Regions from separate parts of the Mus musculus genome. Here all the other regions are linked to region 2. The links are chromatin loops, found by intact Hi-C in ENCODE. Cell type or tissue: left cerebral cortex. All regions are shown on one strand. Region 1 holds the start of Nav1 (neuron navigator 1). Region 2 has its middle 18 kb from the start of Gm32835. Region 3 overlaps Nav1 (neuron navigator 1).

Evidence for each region. A loop is a pair of places that touch in the nucleus more often than their neighbours do. Peaks named below come from ENCODE experiments on the same cell type or tissue, not always from the same donor. Only the 100,000 strongest peaks of a DNase experiment are listed, where the experiment ranks them.
Region 1: a loop joins it to region 2, with 2.4 times the contacts of the local background. A loop is called at or near these places in 5 of 42 quality-filtered maps.
Region 3: a loop joins it to region 2, with 9 times the contacts of the local background. A loop is called at or near these places in 37 of 42 quality-filtered maps.

The regions. Positions count from the first base shown.
Region 1 is chr1:135,582,467-135,590,466 of GRCm38, reverse strand. Nav1 (neuron navigator 1) reads left to right here and starts at 5,112. Exons shown (of 30, transcript NM_173437.2): 1 at 5,112-5,912. The coding sequence starts at 5,147. In left cerebral cortex, CTCF peaks have their summits at 47 (motif pointing right) and 4,734; DNase peaks (open chromatin) are centred at 5,648, 6,389, 7,030, 7,280 and 4 more places; H3K4me3 peaks cover 3,674 bases; H3K27ac peaks cover 3,684 bases.
Region 2 is chr1:135,666,037-135,674,036 of GRCm38, reverse strand. It overlaps a transcript of Nav1 not described here. Among named protein-coding and RNA genes, the nearest start is that of Gm32835, 18 kb to the left of the region's middle. In left cerebral cortex, CTCF peaks have their summits at 1,822 (motif pointing left), 2,484 (motif pointing left) and 3,394 (motif pointing right); DNase peaks (open chromatin) are centred at 1,894, 3,462 and 3,967; H3K27ac peaks cover 320 bases.
Region 3 is chr1:135,541,942-135,549,941 of GRCm38, reverse strand. All of the region lies in intron 1 of Nav1 (neuron navigator 1), which reads left to right. Among named protein-coding and RNA genes, the nearest start is that of Gm32940, 34 kb to the right of the region's middle. In left cerebral cortex, CTCF peaks have their summits at 930, 4,985 and 5,648; DNase peaks (open chromatin) are centred at 939, 3,663 and 5,018; H3K27ac peaks cover 960 bases.

The DNA of each region.
Region 1 (8,000 bases), 84 kb after region 2:
TTTATTTATTATATGTAAGTATACTGTAGCTGTTTTCAGACACCCCAGAAGAGGGCATCAAATCTCATTACAGATGGTTGTGAGCCACCATGTGGTTGTTGGGATTTGAACTCAGGACCTTTGGAAGAGCAGTCAGTGGTCTTAACTGCTGAGCCATCTCTCCAGCCCAGGAGTAATATTCTTGACCCCCCTCTTTCCTGCACACCCACATTTAGCCCATGAGCAGGTTCTAATGGCTCTACTGTACGCCACTGCTGATTTCTTCTCATGACCACTGTCTCCATAACCATCTCCACTACTATCTATCTCCACCACCATCTTTCAGCTGAGCTCACCATTCAGCCAAGAACTTGTACAAGAACTTTTGCCTTCACAAAAGACTCAAAAGGAAGCCAGGTCTCTCTCTCTCTGACTGTGTGATTCCAAATGACATTTGTATATAAAGACCTAAAAGGCCCTCTGTGCCCTGCCCACCCCCAATTTCTCACCACTTTCTCACATCTTCTCACCCCTCTTCTTTCTCTCCAACATCTTATCTTCCTTGTTTTCTTTCAAAAATACACCATGAATTTCTTATTTCCATCTCGACTCTTTCTCCCTAGCATTTTTTTTTACATTTATTTTGCGTGTGTCCGTGGGACCCTAGAGGACAACTCTCCAGAGTCGGTTCCATGCTTTGGTTTCTGGGAGTGGAGCTGAAGTTGCCAAGCTCAGGGGCAAGCCTGCTTACCCACTGAGCTATCTTGTCGGCCCTTCCTTAGCACTTTTAAGTAACTGGTATCTCTAAGCCAATTCGTTGTCTGTCTTTTCCCACTGAGGATAAGGGTTTCTGTTTTGTTAAATCCTCAACATCTATCCCAGCTGACCATGAACCAGCATGAGCAACTGGGAGCTGTCTTTCTAGAGTCTCTGTGCTCAAACATCAGTTATTTCCACAGCCTCTGGCTGGTCTTGCCCGCATTCTGAGGTCCCTGCTGAGGGGTGGAGTGACTTAGGGAAATGACCAGGTAGAAGAACAGGGATATATCAGAATCTTCTTGGAAAGTTACAAAAAAGGTTATTATAGGGAGGTGAACACAGAAAGCCTTAAAGAGCTGTCACTCTTTGGGGTTGATGGTACCAGGCCCTAGCTGGGGATGACAGGCTAGGCTTGCACACACAACACACATGGTTGGGTTTCTAGTCCTTGTTCTCCAGATCCTGACTCTGGGCACAGAAACGAGAGTGCTGCCTGTCCCCAAACTCTGTGTTGAGCTCTGTAGGGAGTAGGGTGTGGACTCCCCCACCCACCCCGCCATGCTCTCTCCCGAACATTCCTTCTTTCCAAGGTCACCTTTCAAGGTCACTGGGTCAGAAACAGCTCAGCTCTCATTTCTACCTTCTTCTCCCTTCCAGTGCCTTCTCTTCAGCTCTGCTAACACTATCCCAACAAGCAGAGCCCCAGACCACACACCACCCCTGTGTTGTGTTACATCCTTTTCAGTCACAGGAGTGTGACAATGTAAAGTCCCCACAGCGTGCCTTTCCTTGGCGCTGTGCCTACATCTTCCTTCCTTACACTGCTTCAAACTATCAGTCAATAAGACATGGTTGAATCGCACATCCTAATTCCAGTACCAAAATGGGCGTGTCAAGCTTGCTATAAGAGTGCTAGGGACTGAAGATATAAATGATTCCAAACCAGCCTCTTTCCCCACCTTCCCAGTAGGAACTGGCAGGAGCCAGCTCTCAGGTCACTGACATCATCAGCACCCTCTGTCTGCCCAGCTCACTCCCCCCCACCCAATCTTGCAGTCCTTTGAGGATCATTGGTCTCTATGCAACAAACCATTTGAGACCTGGCATTTTCACAGGGTGGCAAAGGAGGAAATGGCTGAGGCTGAGGGGCTCAGGGCTGATCTTGAAACAGTATGACATGGCAGAACCCTCTCTTTTTAGGAATCACTGGAGGAAATGCTCTGTACATCTCGGCTTTATCGACAGATGCCAGAATGGCTGTTGCCACGGCAGCAGAGCATCCTCCCTCCAGAAGAGGACGGTTGGGAAACACTGGGGATGTGAAAAGAATAGGAAAGAGTGAGACAGAGGTGTGCTAGGGAGCCTTGGAGTATTCCAAGATGCCAGGCTGGTGTGTAAGGGACCGCTACCTGGCCCCGGGAAGATTCTATAAAGACAGGAGGAAGACGGCTCTCAAGGATCCTGGCAGTGAGGCAATTTGTGACATTGTGCATAGACAGTATTTTACATCTCAGAAACCGACAGGTGACGTGCTGTGGGGGAGGGAGAGGGACCCCAGGCTTAGAAGGTAGAAAGGGGTGGGGCCTCTATTCTGGTGAGAACAGCTACCAACCTGATTTCAGTCCAAAGTCTTTCATCTGGTCTGTCCTCTTCTAAAGAGAAGCAGAATTTCAGGGGCTGTTTACTGGACGAAGGGGAGGGACTTGAGATTTGGGGAATACGGAATCCCGTGAGAGACAGGCTAGAGGAACAAAGAGGGTACAGAGAAGAGGAAGACCTGAGCTGACACAGTGAGGGAGTGAGACACCGTGGCGGAAGGAAGGTCAGGTCCCAGGGGCAGTGGGCATCCGGAGCAAAGGAAATGCGGATGGACAGAAGGACTCATGGAATTGGGCCTCACAAAGTGCTGAAGGCCTCCCTACAGATATGGCCATCAGAGGGGAAGGATCAGGTTCAGCCAGGGGTATTGGCTGCAGCAGTAGGCATGAGTGAATGGACATGGGGTTGTTTAGTCAGGATGTTAACTAGAGGAGAAGAATCTATATGCTGGGGGCGGGGTGGGGGACGGGGGACTATCAATAACAACCAAGAACTTGGTCAATCCACCCACCTGCCCCCTTTGATTTTCAAATTGCATTTTTTAGAGACAGCAGCATCCCCGTGTGATGGAGTCAGGGAAATATTATGTAAATTACAGAATGGCGGATAAATAAGAATGAGAACTTTTAAAATGATTTTTTTCCCCACAATCCTAGCACTCAGGGGGCTGAAGCAGGAGGATTCCCAAGGCCCAGTGGTTTGTGACACTATTACAAGTCATCTGTGGGATCAGAGACATTCCAGCTCTTACTTGAACTAGGAGCTTATGTTCAGGCACAAGCATGAGTGCTTGTGTGTCCTGTGACAGCTCATAGTCTAGCTGGAGAGTCCCCAACAGTCCTCTGACAAGCTTCAAATCTCTGTGTCCTATATGGACTTGCAGGCTTGGCTCCACCTCTGAGTTTCCCAAGATCTGGACTTAGGGCCTTTGAGGGCACTCTGCCTGGTGAATCTCAACACCCAGACCTCTGCCTGCACTGTGAGGCAGCACCTCTTGCCACTGCTGTAACTAGAACACAACATATCCATGCCTGTCTTCCTGAGATAAGTGTGTGACATTGCATTTTTCACAAGGACAAAGTTATCTCCCTGAGTCTTGGGTTGTCTGCCTTGTATCCCTGTCAGGCATTAAGTTCTTTAAGGGTAGACTCTCTCCATCTTTCTCTGGATCTCCAAGGTCAGCTAAAAGTTCACAGTTCACCTCTCTGCCCAATAACCCCATTTCTAGCACTGTACTAGATACAGCCTCTCTGCTACAGTCCCTGTCCTAGAAAGGTTCATAGAATCTCAATCCAGCCCTGGGGTCATCATGGAAGTTAAAGTACCCAGGGCTCTGGTCAGTACCCTTGGCTCTGGCCAGCACCCAGTGTCCAGCCATCTGGCCTCAGAGCCTGAGTCATTAATACCTACTCTGGGCTAGCATGGTACTTGGAGAGCTCCTATGCTGATAGAACAAACATATCCAGGATCTCTTCAGTTGGTTCTGCAGCTGGGCAGTGGTGGCGCACGCTTTTAATCCCAGCACTCGGGAGGCAGAGTCAGGCAGATTTCTGAGTTCGAGGCCAGCCTGGTCTACAGAGTGAGTTCCAGGACAGCCAGGGCTACACAGAGAAATCCCGCCTCCAAAAACAAAAAACAAAACAAAACAAAAAATGCTCTGCCAAGGGACCTATGCTAACTCTCCTGTGTCCTTAGTGTCCCAAAGCCCCTTTTCCTAGGAAGCTAGGATTAAAACCATTGTAAGAGCAACAGAGGTTCAATGACTTTGACAAGGTCATGTGATCAAGTGGAATGGTGACTCGGACTCCTGCACCCAACAGTTAGCCGCTTCAACCCCTCAGGTCCCTGTCCCTGTCAACCCTAGGCACTGTCTAAAGCAGCCTGTTCTGTCCTGTGTCCCTTACCTTCTGGGTTTAGGAGGGCAAAATACACCATAGAGACTAAAGGTAACTAAAGGTAAAGAATTTCTGAGGGAAACCAAAGGTAACGGTTTGTGAGAGCTTCCCTCAGGCTCTGCCAGTTTCTACCCAAGACCTACAGGGCCACTCTTTCTCCTGGGTCAAAGACACCCTTTCCCAGGACCTTTACCTGTACCCCTAAGTCTCCCTTCCTCCACTCATGCTTTTTTCCAGATGCAGCAGGGAACCTTCTACCCCATCTCTCTGTAGAAAGCAAGGAGAAAAACTGGTGGGATCCTCTCTGTGCCCCCGGGGCTCAGCTCACAGACACCTCCCCCTCCCGAGCCAGAAATAGACACACTCTCTCCCCTACCTCCCTCCCCTTGCGCACACTCCACCCCTCCTCCTGTTTGCTCCCCGCCTTCCCCCTCCCCTCTTTCTCGCTGGGAGCTGCAGCCCGCAGCCTCTCCACGAGCTGGAAGGAGGAGTAGAGAGAGGGCGCTGCCCCGGAGTGTGCAGCCCGCAGCACGGATCGGCTAGCCGGGGGACAGAGACAAGATCCCAGCATCACAACACGACCTGGCTTCGATGGAGCCGCTGGTCTTCTATCGTTCCTTTGACTGATTTAAATTTTTTAATTTATATTCTCCCCGCCCCGCCCCTTTTCCTTCGACCCCGCCCCATCAACCCGCTATTTCCTTGCCTTTTCCTCTTCCCCGGCTTCCTTCTCCGCATTTCTTTCCCTTTCGCCCTCCGCTCGCCCCCTTGCTCCCTCCCCTTCCTCTCCCCTTCCTCCGCGGTTTCTTCCGTCCTCCCCCCCATTCCGCCCCCTCCTCTCCCGGCACTACCGCCCCCTCCCCCGCCCCGTGCCTGCAGACGCGCGGATCGTCCATGCGCTCCTCGCAGGCAGAATGCTGGGCAGCAGCGTCAAGAGCGTGCAGCCCGAGGTGGAGCTGAGCGGCGGCAGCGGCAGCGGCGGCGACGAGGGCGCGGACGAGTCTCGGGGAGCCAGCAGAAAGGCAGCCGCGGCGGACGGCAGAGGCATGCTGCCCAAGCGCGCCAAGGCGGCAGGAGGCAGTGGCAGTATGGCCAAGGCCAGTGCAGCGGAGCTGAAGGTCTTCAAGTCCGGCAGCGTGGACAGTCGTGTCCCCGGCGGGCTGCCTACCTCCAACCTGCGCAAACAGAAGTCGCTCACCAACCTCTCGTTTCTCACGGACTCCGAGAAAAAGCTGCAGCTGTATGAGCCTGAGTGGAGTGATGATATGGCCAAAGCACCCAAGGGTTTGGGCAAACTGGGGCCCAAGGGCCGCGAGACTCCTCTGATGTCCAAGACGCTGTCCAAGTCTGAGCATTCGCTCTTCCAACCCAAAGGTGGCTCAACCGGCGGCGCCAAGACCCCACTGGCTCCGCTAGCGCCCAGCCTAGGCAAACCTAGCCGGATTCCTCGGGGACCCTATGCGGAGGTCAAGCCTCTCAGCAAGGCGCCTGAGGCAGCGGTAAGCGATGATGGCAAATCGGATGACGAACTGCTTTCCAGCAAGGCTAAAGCGCAAAAGGGCTCAGGGACTGTGCCCTCTGCCAAGGGCCAGGAGGAGCGGGCCTTCCTCAAGGTGGACCCCGAGCTTGTGGTTACCGTGCTGGGCGACCTAGAACAGCTACTCTTCAGCCAGATGCTAGGTAAGACTTGCTGCCCCGCCCCACCCCGCCCCTGGTTTTCTCCTGGCCAGCTGCAGGAAGAGGTTTGCTTTCCCCCTTTCTCCCTTCTATACCGATCACTGGCCAGGTTAGGAGGGGTATTACTGCCCAGATGTGCAGAGCTGGCCTACCTCCAGCTGTGTCTGGCTAACGTGTGTCTTAAAGATGTCGCTGATGGGAGCCTGGGCTCTGCTGTGGCTTGTTGGAAGTGAGGGTGGACAATGGAGACGGGGGACTTGGGGGGCTCAGAAATCATTAGCTCCCTTGAATTTTAAGGTCCAGAGTCCTAATATGGCAAACCACAGTGAGGTTGGTAGAAACACCAGCTGAGGAGTAGTCTGCGCTGAATAACACAGCATCCAGCATTGCTAGGGAAGCCTAGGGTAGGAGATCTAGAGCAAAGATGTGGGGAAAGCAGATGTGAGGGCTAGTTGGTCCTTGGAGCAGGGCTGAGGCTCCACTTCCTCTGTGAATCCCGGGTGGGAGCTTGAGTCGGATTTCCCCGGGTGTGGGGGACCTGGCAGCAAGAAGTGTCTGGGGCCAGGGAGGCGGGCGGGCAGCCAGCTGTGCGCATCTGGATACACGTCCGTTCCCCCAGCCCCAAGCAGTCACCCCATCCCCCTAAATGTTTTAGGGAAAGGTCTGGGATTTTGCAAGGAGACTCCCGAGAAGCCTTTGCCCTTTGGCTAATGAAAGCCAAGCTGGCGGGAAGAGAGAAACAAAGCTTGCTCGGCGGAGGAAGCCAGAGAGCTGCTCCATTGTTCTCCAAGCCTGAACAGTCCGAGGAAAAAATCCCGAGCCAGCCCGGGAACCGTGTTTTCTTTCTGTGGAGTCCCTGTTCTCAGACAAGGATACATGGAAGATGTGCCTAAGGAGGCGGCTGTGCCTTGGTAGCCCGCACCAGCAGTACAAGAGCTGCGGGAGATCGGCTGCTAGCCACCTTAAGTGCACAGACTTGTTGCAGTGAATGTGGGTCCTCAGGCATCAGAGCCCAGGGACCCCATCTTCCTGGGTACCTTGTAGTCTGGTACCGGCTCTGCTGGGGGCTGGGAAGGGGCGTGTCGTGAGCGTGTGAAAGGGCGGGGCCAAGAGGAGGGTGGCGGTCTAAGTGACCAGATTGATGGAGAGAGAAGCTAGGGCTGGCCCAAGGCCCCTGGAGAATGCTGAAGGAAACCTGTTCAGCCTGCTGCAGTCTTCCTGAGACCTCCCCGCCTGTGGGGTGGTGAGGGTCTGGTGAACAAGGATTCTGCCTCTGACACAGATGGCTCGTGCAGACTGGACAAGGGCAAAGGGAGGAAAACAGCCTTGTGCCTTTCGGCTCCTCCCCAAATTCGATTTGAGAGTGGAAAGGAGGGATGGGGTGGAGTGTGTAGAAGTGACAGGCAGAAGTGCCACCCTATTGCCTGTTGAGCCTCTCAGAGATCCTGCCCTCGAGGAGCTCTCCATTCAGTGGGCTTAGACAGACAATAAGGAAAACTAGGCACCAGGCACCCAGGGAGCTATGTGGAGAATGAAAACTGGACTGGGGTCTAGAGAGGGACTGAGAAGGGAGGCCTGTCTTAGGCCTCACCGAAGGAGGTGGCCATGGAATTGGGCCTTGAGACATGGGGCTATCTCGGAATGAATGTACATAGTCTAAAAGGGCTGAGGGGAAAGGGCCTTCATATGCTTTGGGCAGGGGAGGAGGGGTGTTGGAGTAGAGGGCAGAGCCCCATGTTTAAGGTCAGGACTTCCTCTGTTTGGGGTGGGGTTAGTTAATCCAGCCCTCCTTCGTCAAGGCATTTCCCACACTGCCCATCAAAGGCCTCTTAGCCGCTTCTCAAGAAAGGTCACCACAGAAACTCTGAAAGATGGTCGTAGAGTTGGCTAGGGACAGGAGAGGAAGAGAAGTTGAGCCGTGGTCCCTTATTCCTGCCGAGCTGTTGTTTCCCCATCACTTAACAAATTATCGGGCGACCAGGGACCTCCTCCCTTTTTTAACTGGTCAGATGCTGGGCCAAAGGCAAGAGCCTGCTGCCTGTGCTGAAGAATCCATTCGTTCCTGAGTCCTCAGTTACAGCTCTTTTGTGG
Region 2 (8,000 bases):
GATCTGTCCCTTGGGACAGAATTCATATAAATCTCTCTGAGTCTCTTTCTTACAAAACGGACCTCAGGTTCTCCCCACAAGTAGAGCCTGTGGCTCTGCCTCTGAAGTTAGGGCTCCAGGGCACTGGGAGAGTTGTGGGGCCCTTGCACATACAGACATCATCAAAGAAACCCAGGTTGGAACCCAAGAGACACTTCAACTCTGATACTCATCTGCGATCTCAGGTTTCTCGTCCTGATGTCAAGGATCACGGAAAGCCAGTGTCCTCCACCGCAGTCCCTGTGCGGTGGCCCCTTCCTCAGTGAGGTCTACAAGGAGGGAGCCACACTATAAATAGCACCCCACATCCAAAGTCCTTCTTCCTGTGCAGGAAGCACCGAGGTCTAAAGGAAGGAAAAACGTGTTTCCGGAAGAGAGGCCAGGAAAAAGAAAAGCCAAGCGGGGGCGGACCCAGCTGAGTTCCGGGTGCTGGATGAGAGATGCAATGAGGCCGGTTCAGCAGGTGTATGCTAGGGTTTGATGCCAGCTTCTGGTGTTGGCATGTGACCCTGCCTGGGGCCTGCCGTTCAAGGACCTCCTGAGAATGGAAAGAGACCCGTGTGAAAACTTGAGGCTGGAGACTTAGGAGGTCAGGGCCAAGAGAGATTTGTTAATGCTGGGTCCGTTCGTCTGCTCACTGAATATTTCTCATTTTGCGATGAGGTAGATGTTCATAGAGAGCAAGGTGAGGTGCTTTTTGTAAGAATGGTTGGGAAAAAGCCAATGATCACGGGTGTTAAGCACAGCAGAGGCAACTCAGGGTCCTGGGAGATGGGAAAAGGCAACAGCAGGAGAGGCAGGAAAGATCCTGGGAGATAAAGATGGCTCCTCCTGGCCTCTTAGGAATTCAGTCAAGCCCAGGGAACGAGGCTGGAGGCTTCCAAGTGGGGAGGGAGGTGTGGGGATGAGAAGGTGGAGCGGCTGAGCAGTATCTACCCGCTCTCCTTTCTCCTGGCTCTCAGGTGCCCACCCCGAACTGTAACTGGGTCTACAGAGCAGTCCTTATCCCTCCAGAGACCCCTGATGGACCTCAGGGGCCTTTGCCCCTGCCTAGCTAGAGGAGAGGACACCCTCCATTGCCTGTGTAGACAACATGGGAATGGGGTGACCACACTCCAAGGCCAGGCCAAGCATCAAGAAGCCCCGGAAAAGCATCTATCTTCTCGGAAGAGCCAGAGGCCTGGTGGACAGCTCTGTGGTGGCAATTATCACCATGAGAGCTCAGGGCTGTGGGCTCCTTTCTAGTGCAGAGGGCATCAGAGTCACCCAGTGACTCTCAGCTCCTACTCCTGGCTCTCCAGCCCTCTGTGATGCTGCCAGACCGCAGGCCCCCTTAGTGGCCGACACACAGATGGGTTGCTGTTTCTGTAAGAAAGCCCTAGAAAGTCCTGGTATCAAGTTCAGATTCCTCTGCATTCCCACGGCACCAACAGTGATGTTGAAATGCAATATTTCCACCCCCCATCCTTCCAACCAGGGTGGTTTGTGATTAGAATCCAGTCAGGATCCCAGGGCCTCTGAGGAGCCTGGGCAAATTTCAGCCCAGTTTCCTGTTTTATAAAATAGTGCACAGTGGTTCAGGAAGAAAAACAAAAGCTTGGCATGTGTGCTCATCCAGCGTCCCTTAGCATAGCCCCTGAACATATCCTATAGTCCCCGTCCTAGTGTCCATGTGCCCAAACACAGAGGCAACCCTGGGAGATGGTTAAGGCTTGCTTTTAGGTTGTCTGCCCTCCATGGGGAGCCCACACTGACTGCATCTTCTCCCCGAGCACCGTCCTCTGCTGGCGGTGACTTGCCAGCAGATATCTCTTCATCGTCCCAGTTTCTACATGAGTTCACCGTGGCCCACTTGCTCACACCCCTTACACTGGGAAGAACAGGCCATTGCCCAGGAAACCGCTGGCTGCAATCCAGTCCCTTTACTGTAATCATGTTGAGAAAAAAGGCAGGCATGACTTTGCTTCGGCAGGAATTAAAAGATGAAGGGAAGAAGGAAGGGGACACCAAGGTCATTTCTATGGCTCTTGTAAAAAGACAGAGGATGCCTCGGAAGCTGAAGAAGAGATGCTGTCTCTGTGCTGTGCTGTGTGGCACCTGAGATGTGGTCGCTGTGTTGTGCTGTGCTATATATGGTATCCAAAATGCTGTCTCTGTGCTATGCCGTGTGGCTCCTGAGATACCGTCTTTGTGCTGTGCTGTGGTGGCAATGGAGCCTTATGTGAGGCATTCAAAGGGGCAGAAAGGAGGCAACCTAGGGTTCCAAAAAAAAGCAGATGAAAAACAAAGCAAACAGCACCAGTAAAGAGGTCTGGATGGATGGCTCAATGGTTAGGAGTTCCTGCTACTCCTCCCAAAGTTCTTGTTTGCCTCCCAGCACCCACCTTAGGTGGCTCACAACTGCCTGTAACTCCAGCTCTAGGGGATCCAGCGCCCTCTTCTGGCCATGCACAGGGCTTACACTCATATATCATATGCATACACATACATAAAAATAAAATATAATAATAACAACATAAAGCCAGTATCAGAGTAAGGGGGAAATAGAATTGTGTTTCTATGCTTCTGATACTTCCTAGGTGTGTGTTTTTGTGTCTGACTTTGTTTGTGACTTAGAATATACCATGTGCCATGTGCCTGTTCCTGTCTCTGAACCTTCATCTGTAACAGGGAGCTAACTCTAACCTAGCTCACCGGACAGCCTAGCTTATGGGGACATCTGTATAACAGAGTCTGTGTAATAACACACTTAGCTTAGCACCTGGCTTGCAGAAACCAGAGATTATTGACAAATAGTCGCTCACGGACAAGACACTTGACCTTCTGAGACCCGACCCTCCACTCTGTAAACTGGGGTTTGACTCTGGTTCCCTTTGGGCCTGCTGAGAGACTGTGGCTGCAGATGTTGTGGCATAAGATGGGTTCTCAGTGAATGAGTGCTTCCTTAGGGAATGCTTGAAGTTCCCCTTTGGGGTGACCAGAAGCAGATCCCTGTCCCCTGAGAAGCCCACACTGTGGCTTTCAAGTCTCTGCATGGGATGGAGGCTTAGGATTTTCCTCTGGCAGGGGTAGCATCTCAGACAGGAGAGGCTGAAAGAGTTTTGAGAGACATGAGAGTATGCTGTAGCCGGATGAAGGCTTTCACAGAAGGTGTGGCCAGAGTGCAGAAGCACTGGCCTCCTCTCTCCTCCAAGGGTTTGGTTTAGAAGTTGTCAAGGACCACAAGCTGTTCTTCCACTTCCTTTTGAGCAGGGCCTAAGTCATCTGGCGCCGACTGTATCATAGAGGCCTTGGGAAGAGATGGTGCAAAAGGAGATAGGAAATCTGGTTCACCCTTTGTCTGCGTGTCTGTGCATCGTTCTGTGGCTACCACTAGAGGGCGCAGTTGCCCAGCACAACCCACAGGATTCCCACGCCCTCCTCTGCAGCAGCCAGCTGGCCCCTGCGTCATTTGGGCTGGGAAAAGCAGCGAGGCTTACCCACTCAACTCTACACTAGATGAAAGACGGGGGTGGGTGAGAGCCTCGGGTGGGGCAGCCCTGCACTGTATGGGAAAACTAGGCGAGCAGAGGACTTTAACGGCCTAGAGAGCAGAGCTGGGTCTGTTACCCTCAATGGTGTTTAAGACTTTGATTCTTGGCATAGGCTCTATCTATAGAACTACCCCTGTCCCACAAAAACAAACAAACAAACAAACAACCTCAGTTTTTCTCTTTATTCTCCTGGACTATCAAGTATGTTGGGTGATTTCAAACAGACTTAGATGGTGTTGGTTGGCAAAAACAAACCGTCAATGTTGTCTAGTCTGGCTGTCTCTGGAGTCTTCTTTTCTTGCGGTTACTGGGACCCGCAGCCAGAGCCAGCTTTCCCTCCCCTATCAGCACAACCCTCCTGTGTGGCTCTGCTAACTTGCCCACTGTAGATGGATATAACCCGCCCCAAACTACCATTTGCCTTAGCCTTGGGCTTCCTTGGCTGATGACCAACAGAACTCGTGCATCTGCAGTAACTGGAGGAAGTACAGGAGGAACTGGGATAAGCCTAGGACCCTGGTTCCCTGCCAGAGCCCTTGGCCGTAGCGTGCCTGGAGAGGCAATGATTTAGTGAGACCCTGTCACCTAGCTCTTCAAGTCTCAAGCTGCTGATGCCATAGGAGGATGCCGCTGTGTCTATAAACCCATCTCTGGGGCTGTGTAGCTGCCTTTCTCTTTCCCTCTCTGCAGACCCTCTCTTTGGGAGTGGAGGTACTGCTAAGCACTCACCGTGGTCTTCATATGGTCCACTGGGGTCTTTGGCTCTATGCCATAAGCTGGGTCTCCCAGGGCTCTGAACAGTGATGGACAGACCAAGTTGCTTCCTATCCTCGGAGCCCCAGAGTAGGCAGTGGGCTGGGGGCAGGGGAGGCGGGGCAAATGAATCCAGCATTCCATAGGCTTCCAAATTGTGTGCCTCTGTACTTGCTCTTTCCAAGAATCCTACACAACTACCTAGAGTCTGGTCTGGGGCCAAGCTGGAGTCCTTTCATCCCGAGCCTTCTCCCCCAGAGACCACCGAACTGCAAAGCCTGGACCACAGCTTGCCTCTGCACCGTGAGGGCTCCTCTAGCAGAAAGACGAGAGTCCTTCTGAGAGCCTCCTCCTGACTTTACCCAGACAGGGTTAGCAGACCATCTGGTTCCAGTGTAATATGGTCAGGGAGGCCGTCCTAGATGCAGCGATATTTAATATTAGAGGATATGAACAGGAAGATGAGCTGGTTCCTAGTCAGGATGATAACACAGGAAGAGATGAATCTGCTGCAGTCATACACGGGGCCACCCAGAGGCAGGGTGTGGTCCCATCTGACTTTGCATCCAGGGTCTGCTGCTTACTGGCCGTGACTGTGAACGAGACCTTCCAGTGCTTGCTAAGACTGGATGTGTCTGACACTGGCATTAGAGTGGGCATTATATACGAACTGACTTATTTCTCTTTCTTCTGTTTTCATTTTTGGGCTTTTCTTCTGGGTCCTTTATTTCTAGACTCCGGAAGCTCCCCAGGGAAAGAGATGGTCCTCCCTACCCACCTCAGGCAAAGCCCTGCCTCTTCAACAGTGGGTTGACTTAAGGTCTAGGGCGGTGTCCCTGGCTTGTCTCAGGATCTCCATATCTTGATGCCCAGATTGGGAGTTCTCTGCAGCTAGGGGCTGTGCTTCCCCTATCAGCCTCTTATGTCTTAGTCAGTAAGTACAGCTCGGGCATAAGATGTTCAATGTGGAAAAAAAGGGTCCGCACTGAGTATAACCAATGAAATCTGAGACTCATCGAGCAGCCCCTTGCTTATGAAGGTACCTGGTAGCTCTCAAGGTGTTTTGCTAAGTGTGTTCCAGAACTTGGGTCCTTGTAGACAGAGGGTGTTTCTCAAGTGCAGACATCTGGAGGGCAGATGTGGAGTGGGCTGGGGAGGAGTGAAGTCCTGGAAGACTTGGGATTCCAGGCCCCGTGACTCACTCCCCATTCAAGGCCACTCCTCAGCAGCTGGGCTGCCTAAGGCCTGGGCTGTCTGGAGTTAGCCAGCCAGGTGTGGCTGCACAGTGGTCCCTGGCCTGGGGCACAGCTGTCTCTCAGCTGGATAGGACTGGAGAGCTCCTGACTGGGCACTCTCTCTATGCCATGTTCTCAGAGGTCCCCAGGTTCTGCTGAGCACAGCTGAGGGCGTGGTCTTACAAACAGGCCATTTAAGGGGGTATGTGGAAAGCAGGTGACTTTCTCCTTCTGTTTCAGTTGGGATGGGGTTCCCAGGGTTTGTGTGGTGTGGTGTGTGTGTGTGTGTGTGTGTGTGTGTGTGTGTGTGTGTGTGTGTGTGTTTCCCAGCCTGGGAGCAATGGAAGTGAGCAGATTCAGGGCAGAAGTGTGTGTGAGAGGGGTCTGCGTCTACTGTTTGTCATATCATCAAAGCACTGGGAAGGGGGTGGGTTCTGAGGTCAGCACCTTGGTCCAGGTCCCAGATGATGGTGAAGGTGGCTCAAAATCTTGTCTGAAGCCGGGCGTGGTGGTGCACGCCTTTAATCCCAGCACTCGGGAGGCAGAGGCAGGCAGATTTCTGAGTTCGAGGCCAGCCTGGTCTACAAAGTGAGTTCCAGGACAGCCAGGGCTATACAGAGAAACCCTATCTCGAAAAACAAAAAGAAAAAGAAAAAATTGTCTGAGTATCATTTTCCTCTTTAGAAAAGTGAGACTATTCGCAGCTCAGGGTGAGGCCCGGGGCCAGTGAGGTCTTGTAAGGGAGCTTGGCAAACAAGTCTTACAAGGATAGATGATGGTTAGATTTCGGGGTGACCAGGGCCCTGATTAAGCTGTCCTGGTCTTGTTAGTGAAGTCCTCAGGGAGGAGTGAGGTGGGGAGCGATAGACTAATTAAGAACTGACAGGAGAGACTGAGGGTACATCCATGCTTAGCAAGCCTACAGTGTGACATTTATGGCACTGAAAACAATCAGGTCCCCCGGGACTTGTCTGTCAGCAAAGCTCTGCTCTTCACGGTCACAGTATCTGCCTTCCGTAGCTCTCCAAATACGACCTCATCCCACCCTCACCACCGTCCACTGAGACAGGAGCTGGTGTTCTTGTTTTGTAGATAGAGGATCTGAGGGTATCCGATACAGAGTCCCTAGGTGGCCACATCAGATGGTGACAGATCTCCTACATCCGATTCTAGACTCTGGGTTCCTCATTACCTCAGGTGTAAAGGGGTCCTGCAGGACTTGCAGCAGAGACTTAGGGTACCACCACCCCATCAATGTTAGAGTAGGAGTCTCAGGGGATGGTCCTCTGGCTCAGTTTCAGCAACTTTTCCCAGGCTGGGCTATACTACAGAAAAGCTCGTTGGGGTCTGTTGGGGTCCGTCCTCGTTGTGAGAGGGCTGGCTCAAGGTGAGCCCCTCCCCCTTAGCAGTTCTGCTTGGACCTTTCTCATCCTCCTCGCCCTCACTTATAAGACAGGAGGCGAGTGCTTTCCCTTCTGCTATAAAAGAGGACCACAAGGTGTTGCTTAAAGGGCAGGAATTGTTCTCGTATAGCCCAGTGCATCAGAAGTCCAAAGGATGCCACTGAATAAAGCCAAGAGATAGTTCAATGGTGTATATTGCACTTGCCTAGTGTGCATAAAGACTTGGGCTCCAGCCCCAGCAGTGAAAAAGGAAATAAGACAAAATTGAAGATATCTGTAGAATCAGGAGAATCTATCTGTTCAATGCCCCTGTTGGCTTCCACAGGCCATAGTTCCATCCATCCATGTCCTTCAGAGTCAGTAAGAACCAGACAGCCCCTGAGCTGCCATCCCTCTGGCTGCAGCAGGCAGAGGCTCTGGTTTGTCAGGACGTGTGTGATGTGTTGGTGTTCACCTGGACAGTCTAAGATCTGCTCCCCGTCGTCGGAGGGCTTCTCACAGCTGTAAAGGCCCTTTTGTCATTTTTGGTGACACACATGGGTTTGAACAATAAAGAATGAAGGTCTTGCCGGGCAGTGGTGGTACACGCCTTTAATCCCAGCAATTGGGAGGCAGAGGCAGGCAGATTTCTGAGTTCCAGGCCAGCCTGGTCTATAGAGAGAGTTCCAGGACAACCAGGAACACAGAGCTACACAGAGGCTACACAGAGAAACCCTGTCTCAAAAAACCAAAAAAAAAAAAAAAAAATTAAAAAATGAATGAACATCTTTGGGATTTACCATTCTACCAAACAGGAAAACTGACGGTCCCTATTCTAGTGTCAGGAATAAACATACATATTAAAAGAAAAATGCCATGTAAAATGACTCACATACTAAGCTCTTGGTAAGCACATGGGCATTGCTATTTGTGCAGGTTATTTTTCCTTGTTGCTAGGACCAAATACCTAACAAAAAGTAACTTAATGGGTTGGGTTGGCGGGGGTGGGGGGTGGGGGGTGGATGTTGTTTTATCACAGTTTGAGACCATACAGACCA
Region 3 (8,000 bases), 120 kb after region 2:
CAAGGTTTCCCTCTTTCTGTGCTGTGGATAGGCACTCCTGGCTCTAACTCTCCAGGGCCCTGGGCATAGAGTTGTCAGTGTGCTCTGCCCTGTGTGGGTGCCTGGATATTCCAAGTGATATTCTGCCCACAGAGTGTGACCTTCCCCCGTGTACTTGTGTCTCCTGAGAGGACTTTTGCAGCAAGAACCTAGGTTAGACTTTTCCACAGCCTGGACACATCCGGGCAGCTACTCTGCCTAAGGTGCATAGTCAGCCGCTTCAGTAGGTACATGGCTGCTGAGCTGGGTGCAGGCTCTGGGGGGGCTGGGCCTGGGCTGCTGGAAAACGTGGACATCCCCCCATTGTTTCTTCCTGATCTTGCCCAAGCCCCACTCTGATGCAGTTCCCCATGAGGCCCCATCTGTCCTTGGAGGCCGGCAGCAACTCCTGGCCCGCTGGTTCTGCAGATACCCAGCTCACATGTCCTTCTCGTCCTCTCCCCTCTGAGCTCCCCTCCCCCACTCTCAACAATCTTTCCCAGGAGAAACTGAGGCCCAGAGAGACTAATCAACTTGCTCACAGGCCCCAGAAGATCTCATAACGTGGACACAGAGCTCCTGCTCCCAGACTGGAGTTCATGTTGAAGATGCTGTCCGTATAGCTGTAGGGGGACCCAGGTTCCTCAGGGCAGAGAGCAACTAGTGAGGGCAGGAGTGGGCAGGGAAGCCTTAGTGCCCTCTCCACTCGTCCCACCTGAGGGATTCCCAGTGAGGGAGCAGCAGGCGAAGGCACGGCTGCTTTTGCTGTACCAGGCTGCTCTGTCGCCCAGGTTCCCAGGCTGCCTCGGGAGTCGGACAAAGAGAATTCTGAATGTTCTGTGCAGGCAGTCATGACTGGCCTTGGCTTGGCAAGCAGGCCGTACAGCCCCGCCTGCCAGGCGTTCTAGGAAGTTCCTCCCAAGGCCAGAAGCTTTGCAGGTTGCTGAGCTGGGACAGAGCCCAGCTGGGGAGAAAGGACTCCCTCGAGGAAGTGTTGGACAGGAGCAGTGGCTGCCAATAAGGCCTGCAAGACTGGCAGGCGGCCCCACATCGTGGAGGTAGAAAATTCTTGGCCTGGCCAATGGCCCATGACTCCCCTGTCTCCTGGCAATGATTTATCTCATCCATCCCAGAGTGGAGGACAGGCCTTATCCTGTGGTCTGTGAAGCTCTGACTCCAACACGCCGGTCAGGAAGAGCCTCGCGTGACCAGCCAGGTTGTCTTTGTTGGCACTGGTAGTTTATTAAGGAAGGAGGCAAGAGAGACTGGAACCTAGATCCCTACTGTGCTATTTGCTTAAACTGTGTGACCTGAGAGAGTTAACTGCCTCTTAGAACCAAACACCTGTAAATGGGGGGTCACTATTATCCTCTCAGGATTGATGTCTTCCAAGGACAGAATGTCTGTCCATGTTTAGGGCCAACTGCTGCACGTAGAACACGCTCAGGAAATGTCCCTTTCTGTCCTTTACTGTCCCCGCAAGCCTTATTCTTCCTTACTGTGGGGTTCTGTGTCTCACAATTGAAAGTCTTTCTTAAAGCCACCAGCTTGGTAACTCTGCCTTGTGCCTAAGCCCTGGGAGGGGGTAGGTGGGCGCTCCTAAGCCTTTATCTAAGGCATTGAGGGTCACCCTGGAGGTGGTGACAGATGGCTGAATCCAAAAGTCCTCCCCCCAGTGATGGTGGCTGAGGATCTGCAACACAGAAGGCGGTCCCAGGAACTACAGTCCTCTGGGAAGCATCCCTGCACCAATGTCAGTTAGCATCAAGGCTGAGGTCGCATCAGATGCTGTGTGGGTGGTATTGGGTTCAGGGAGCTGGAGGGGTGAATAGCTTCCATGGCTGGGGGCATCCCCTTTTTCTGGGGCAACCCTACAAAGCCCAAATTTTACCCTCAGCTTTCTCCCTCAGAATCTTTAAAATCAGTCCTACACCCTCCATTGTCAGGCCTGGTCTGAGGGCCACAGCTTTGCCATCTTGACAGAGTCATTGCCACTGACAGGTTCTGGGAGGAAGGGTGGCATCTTATAGGAACAGGTCTGAGGGAGAAAGGCCCCGTCCTGGGGGTGGAGCTACATGAAAGGCAGCCACATATTTAGCTAGGTTTTAGCTTCTGCTCCTGATTGCCACTAGATCTAGTCATGCTCTTGGCAAGTTTATGTCTGACCCACTTTGGCTCCCAGTGTGAGAACCCTGAGAACCTGAAGATGGGCGCACCCGTATAATGGACTGGATTGTGTGCAAAAGCTGGGACACACGATGTAATCCCACCCAGGGGGCTGATTCTGGAGGAATGAAGGGAGGCTCAGGGCAGGGGGTGTGTGAGACTTCTGGAGAAAGAGCTGGTGGCATTACACAGCCTCATTCCAACGGACTCTGACATGTCACACAGTGCCTAGCACTTCCAGGAATGCTTTGTGGCTAGGCTGCAATGGTTATGTAGCCAACGTGGCAAGGTCACTGTCGAGAACTTGAAAGTGTGGCTAATGCCGTTGAGGGAATTACACCTTAGCTAGCTCAAATATAAAAGGTGTTCAACATTCTTAAATCAGAAAAAAACAAAACAAAACAAAAAACACATATTGGATCTATGGTGAGATAGCCTGGCACACTGGGCTGGCCAAGGTGTGATAGACAGTAGCAAGTGTTGCTGAGGCTGGGCAGAAGCCAGAAAGAGACAGCATACAGACACCTTAGATGACAGTGTAGCCGTTCCTCAAAGTGTTAAACACACAACTACCACATGATCCTAAGCACATTAGGAATATAACACGTATACGCCTAAGCATACACTCAAGAGAAAGAGAAGCAGACGTCAACACATATGTGACTTTCATGGCAGCATTATTCATACTGGGCAAAAAATAAAGATGAAGCCAATGTCCATCAAATGATGGCTAGATAAGCAAATATTATCCACACCGTAGAATATTATTCAGCCATGAAAAGGAACAGAGGGGTGAAACATACTACAGCGTAGACCAACTTGGAAGGCAGTGCAGAGTGACAGAAACCACAAAGGTGTGTGATTCTGTTTGTGTGAAGGATCCTGAGTAGGTGGACCTACAGAGTCAGAAGGCAGACTAGCATTTGCCAGAGTTAGAGGAAGGAGAGGATGGCAGGTGTGTGCTTAGTGTACAGGCCATACACTGGGGGTGATAAAATTACATGAGTGATGATGTACAGACATGCTGGAAGCCATGGAATCATATATTTTAAAAAGTGGACTTTATGGCGTGTGATTGAGCCTCGTCTGCATATCTCACCCTCTCTAGCTCGTGGTGCCAGGATTGGACGAGGCTAGACCATCTGCTTTCACATTTTGGCTTTGCCATGTGCTGCTGTGTCATCCTGGGCAGCAGTCTCAGCTGCCATGAACTCTGGTTTTCTCAGCTATGAAATCGGGGGTAATAAATAGACTGGCCCAGGCGTGTCCTGCAACCAAACAGGGTTCATATCCATAAAGCCTCTAGGACAGTACCTGGTATCAGAGACAGAAGAGTTCGCCACCACCTAGGATTACTGGGGTCACAGCCAGAAATCCCCCAGGCCTCTTCCAGTGCTCTGCATGCCTGATCCCAGCCCCTCTCCTCTTCTTCTGACTCCCTGCAGATGGCTCTCTGCTGTGTAAACTGTTGCTATAACAACCATTCCCTGTTCCCAGAAGCTGCTGCACAAGAGACCTCATCATCTTCAGCGCAGGGTGTCACAGGAAGGCTCTGGGCATTGTTAAAATAGGAAGCATTTCCAGTAAAGGTAAACCTTGAGGTTCACCGGGCAGGAGATCCCATGCTTGCCCTTAGCAGCGACCTGCCCCAGTGTCTGAGACAGGCAGACTGTCTCCTCTGCCGGAGACCTGCTCACAAGCCCAGTCTAGTGTCAAATCTTCAGAATCCTCTCTTACCCTGTTACCTGGTGTTCAAAGGAAAAGGGGTGGGAGGAATTTTTTTAGAATTGTAATAGAAAAAAATAGACCTAGCCAGGTGGTGGTGGCAGCAGCTGCAGCACAGGCCTTTAATCCCAGCACTCAGAAGGTAGAGGCAGGTGGATCTCTGAGTTGGAGGCCAGCCTGGTCTGCCCAGTAGGTTCTAGGACAGCCCGGGCTGCACAGAGAAATCCAGTCTCAAAAACAAACAAACAAACAAAACAAAGAGAGACGGAGAGAGGGAGGGAAGGAAGGACAGACAGACAGGCAAACTGACCTTACAACAGTTATTCCAAACAGGGTCCTCTTCTGGTCTAATTGTCCTGGATCTAGCAAAGCCTTCCCCAAGTGTGAGCCATTGAGAAGTAGCTGTCCCCTGGTCCTGTAAGCTTACTCCCCAAGTTCTTTGCCAAAGGCTGCAGAGTGAAGCTGAGCTGCACACCATTGCAGCGAGCTTTCTGCCTTCAGCTCACTGCAGAGACCTCCTCTCTTCCCAAAAGGATCCTGATGGGGGTCATAATGGAAGGAGTCTGTCCTCCTTCCTCTTCCAGAAAGCCACCCGCCCAAGCACACTGCAAAAGAGCAGAAATGAGACCTCCAGAGAACAGACTCGGACCCCACACAGGTCTCCAGGTTGCTCATTGTTTTGAAAGGCAAGCTGGATTCTCTCTCAAACTTTGGCTCTGAATATGAGCTTGCCAGGGGAGTCTGTGGGTCTCCAGAGCCTACTGGGTAAGCCAGGCCCTGCTCTTAAAGTGGTCCACTAGGAACAGGGCATGCACCTGGGTAGATGGTGTAGCAAAATCAATGCTGCAAACTCTGGGCTCTTCTCCAAATGTGCTAACCTAGCCAGGGTGGGGACTGGGGGTTACGAAGAATGTCTGCCCCAGGAGTGCAGCGCCTGGAAAGAAGCAATCCTAAGCAGAATTCAGAGGGAGAGGCCTTTGGGCAACTTCTCCCAAGCCCTGAGAGCTAGACAGCTGCCCTTCTTACAGCATTGCGGCATCAATGCAAAGGGAGGCTGCAGGCGGCTAAGGACCCATAGCACCCCCGTGTGGTTGTTCTCTGCAACAAGTCCCAAAGACCTGGCAAGATTTTGGTGGCTGTGTTTCCGGAAAGAGAGCAGAGAGCTGACTTGTGCCAGCAGTGTTTCTCCATCACTTTGAGTGGGGATGTGGGGGTGTTGAGCTCTGGTGCTTTGTCGGGTCTCCTGTTCTCGCAACGTTTACACAAATGCAAAGTAGGACAACCCTCTGGTCACAGCACCTGATTTTGGAGCTGGCAACGCAGCAGATTTTTCCGGAGCCACCTCCAGCCGGCTAAACCAAAAACTCTCGGGTTGAGCATTATACAGACCTCAGCCTAGCACAAAGTCACAGGACCACACTGGCAGAGCTTAGTCAACTACACCGCTCCCTTACTTACAGATCAGGAAACTGGGGCCCGGGGAGAAGTCATTTACCCAAGTTCCACAGCCGGTTGATGGTGTTCCCTTGGGACTTTTACCTCAATGAAAATCAAAACTGGGGGGGTGGGGCTGGAGAGATGGCTCAGAGGTTAAGAGCACTGACTGCTCTTCCCAAGGTCCTGAGTTCAAATCCCAGCAACCACATGGTGGATCACAACCACCTGTAATGAGATCTGATGCCCTCTTCTGGCGCATCTCAAGACAGCTACAGTGTACTTACATATAATAAATAAATAAATCTTTAAAAGGAAAAAGAAAAAAAACGAAAAAGAAAAGAAAATCAAAACTGCACATGAACTGGGGAGACCCCTGCCTGGAAAATTCCAGGCTGTAGCTGCCTATATACATCCTTCTCTTATTTAGGCCCAAGTTTGTTTGTAGCTCTAGTTTTTGTCTAATGGCCCCATATAGCCAGTGCGTTTGCTTTTTTTTTTTTTTTTTTTTTTTTTTTTTTTTGTCCTGGCTCTGTCTGGTGCCTCGTGATGTTTCACCCATCAGGAGAACTCCAGGCAGCCCCTTGACTGAGTAGGTTCAGGGTTCTCTAAGGTAAAGAGGAAAAGCCTGGGAGCTCCTTTGGGGAGCAGGGGTGCACAGGGTTTGCTGCACTGCGGGGTTCCGTGTCAGCTGCCTCCTGTATTGTGACTTAAGTGGGAGGAAGAGAGAAATGACGAGATTAGGAACAGAATAAATAGTTTCCTGCCTGCCTGCCTTCTCCGCGACAGTGGGTGTCTCTGGCATGGAGGCCCACCCACCCTGCCCCCTTCTAGGACCTCTGAGGTCAGCAGATGATTTGGGAAGGGGTGAGGAAAGAGGGTGGAGTTGCCCCTCAGACAAGGTTCTGGGCTCTATCCTCGAGCAGGGGAGATCCGTGTCACAGGTCACTTGTCAATTGTTAGCTTTCCCGGCTACTGTGCCCGAGTCAGCGTTTACAGGGGGTGGGGATGAATCCAGTCCAAGGTGACTGGTGCAGATCCCACAGAACTGCCGAGCTTAACCCTGAGCCTCTGGGCACCCTGGGATGAACCTGGGGGTGGCCAGCCTGGCCTGCTCTTGCCGGAGTGGGTAGATTTGTGTCTTTGAGTGGAGGAGAGGGGAGAAAAAGATTCCAATTCCCAGAGACATCTGACCCACTGAAACACAAAGTACTGCTCAACAGGTCCTGGCAGCTGTGTGTGCAACTCCCCAGTGTCTTTCCATTGTTGCAGTGAGTCCTGGGACAAAGTGGCCTTCTGGCTAGGGCTGGAATCTTGTTTTTTGGGGTTTGTTTGTTTGTTTGTTTTCAGCCAAAATTGTGATAGATTTCCAGAATTTAAAGATCAGACTCCTGTACTGGGGATCAAATAGGGTTAGGGAATTTTCTTCCTCTGAAGAGTTGTTGATATGTGTGTGTGAGAGAGAAACAGACATGGAGAGGCCCAGTGCTTCCTGTTTCCAGGTCGTTTAGGCTGGCCTGGATTTCTACATGGATCAAGGCCCAGACCATCCCCTGTGGTTAATTCTGGCTGTGACTTACCTCTTCTGTAGATACAGCTGAGCGTCTCAGCCCACAGCACTGGACAGTGAGAAAAAGAGCCCACGCCAGGAGTCACGGCAGCCCTGAGTCCCCTCTGTGGGCTCAGAGGAGAGGTCATTTCCCGTCCTTAATGTGAGAGGGTGGCAAATGCTTTCAAGCCCTCTCTTGGCTCACTTCCGTCCCTCCTGGGGGCCTGTGCCTCACCCAACCATTCACAGTAAAAGCCTTTGTAGAGGGAAGGTGCAGCTCCAAGCTAGTTTTCAGTTACCCTCCCCTGAGCTACATGGCTTATGGGTTCTGAAACATTGGTGAAGGTAATTAAAGCTTCAATAGTCAAAAGTTATTGCAGTTTACTTAATTGCTGGCTAATAATTAAAACCTCACAGATCGTGGGGAAACCTGACTACTGGGTGATGGATCCCCCTGAGCCTCCTCCTTCTAGAACTTGCCTGAATCTGTTGGGGCTTTTACCCTGAACTGGAGGTTCACTGTCCAGTATGATCTTACAGCTTAGCCTTCTGGTTCAAGCAAGTCCCTATAGCTAAGTGCATCCCACAGGCAGGACTAGCCCTGAGAAAAGCAGCTAGTCAGGCTTGCTGGTGCAGCAGCGAGGTTTGCTGAGTATACCTCAGATGCTACTAGGTCCAGGTGTTAAGGCCTCAGCAAAAGAAAACAGGCTCCCACCTGTTGGTTGGTGGCCGAGTGTGGGGCGCTTCAGCCTCGCTGTCTGCCCACTTCTGCCTTCTGCCAGGTCGATCCCAGCTGTCTGTCCAGGCAGTTTGCTGTGTGCCAGGCTCTACACTAAGTGTGATAGTGAGCTAGGCCCTTAAGCCTCGCTGCAGTGAGGTCATTCCACTCTCTATTTAGCAGAAAGCAAACCGGTAGCAAGATGAAGTAACCTGTTCAGGGCCAGCCCGGCTGCGGAGAGGCAGTGGGTGGACCTAGATGGTGGGTTTTCTTTTTTTCTTTTTTTTTTCCATTTTTTATTAGGTATTTAGCTCATTTTCATTTCCAATGCTATACCAAAAGTCCCCCATACCCACCCCCTCCACTCCCCTACCCACCCACTGCCCCTTT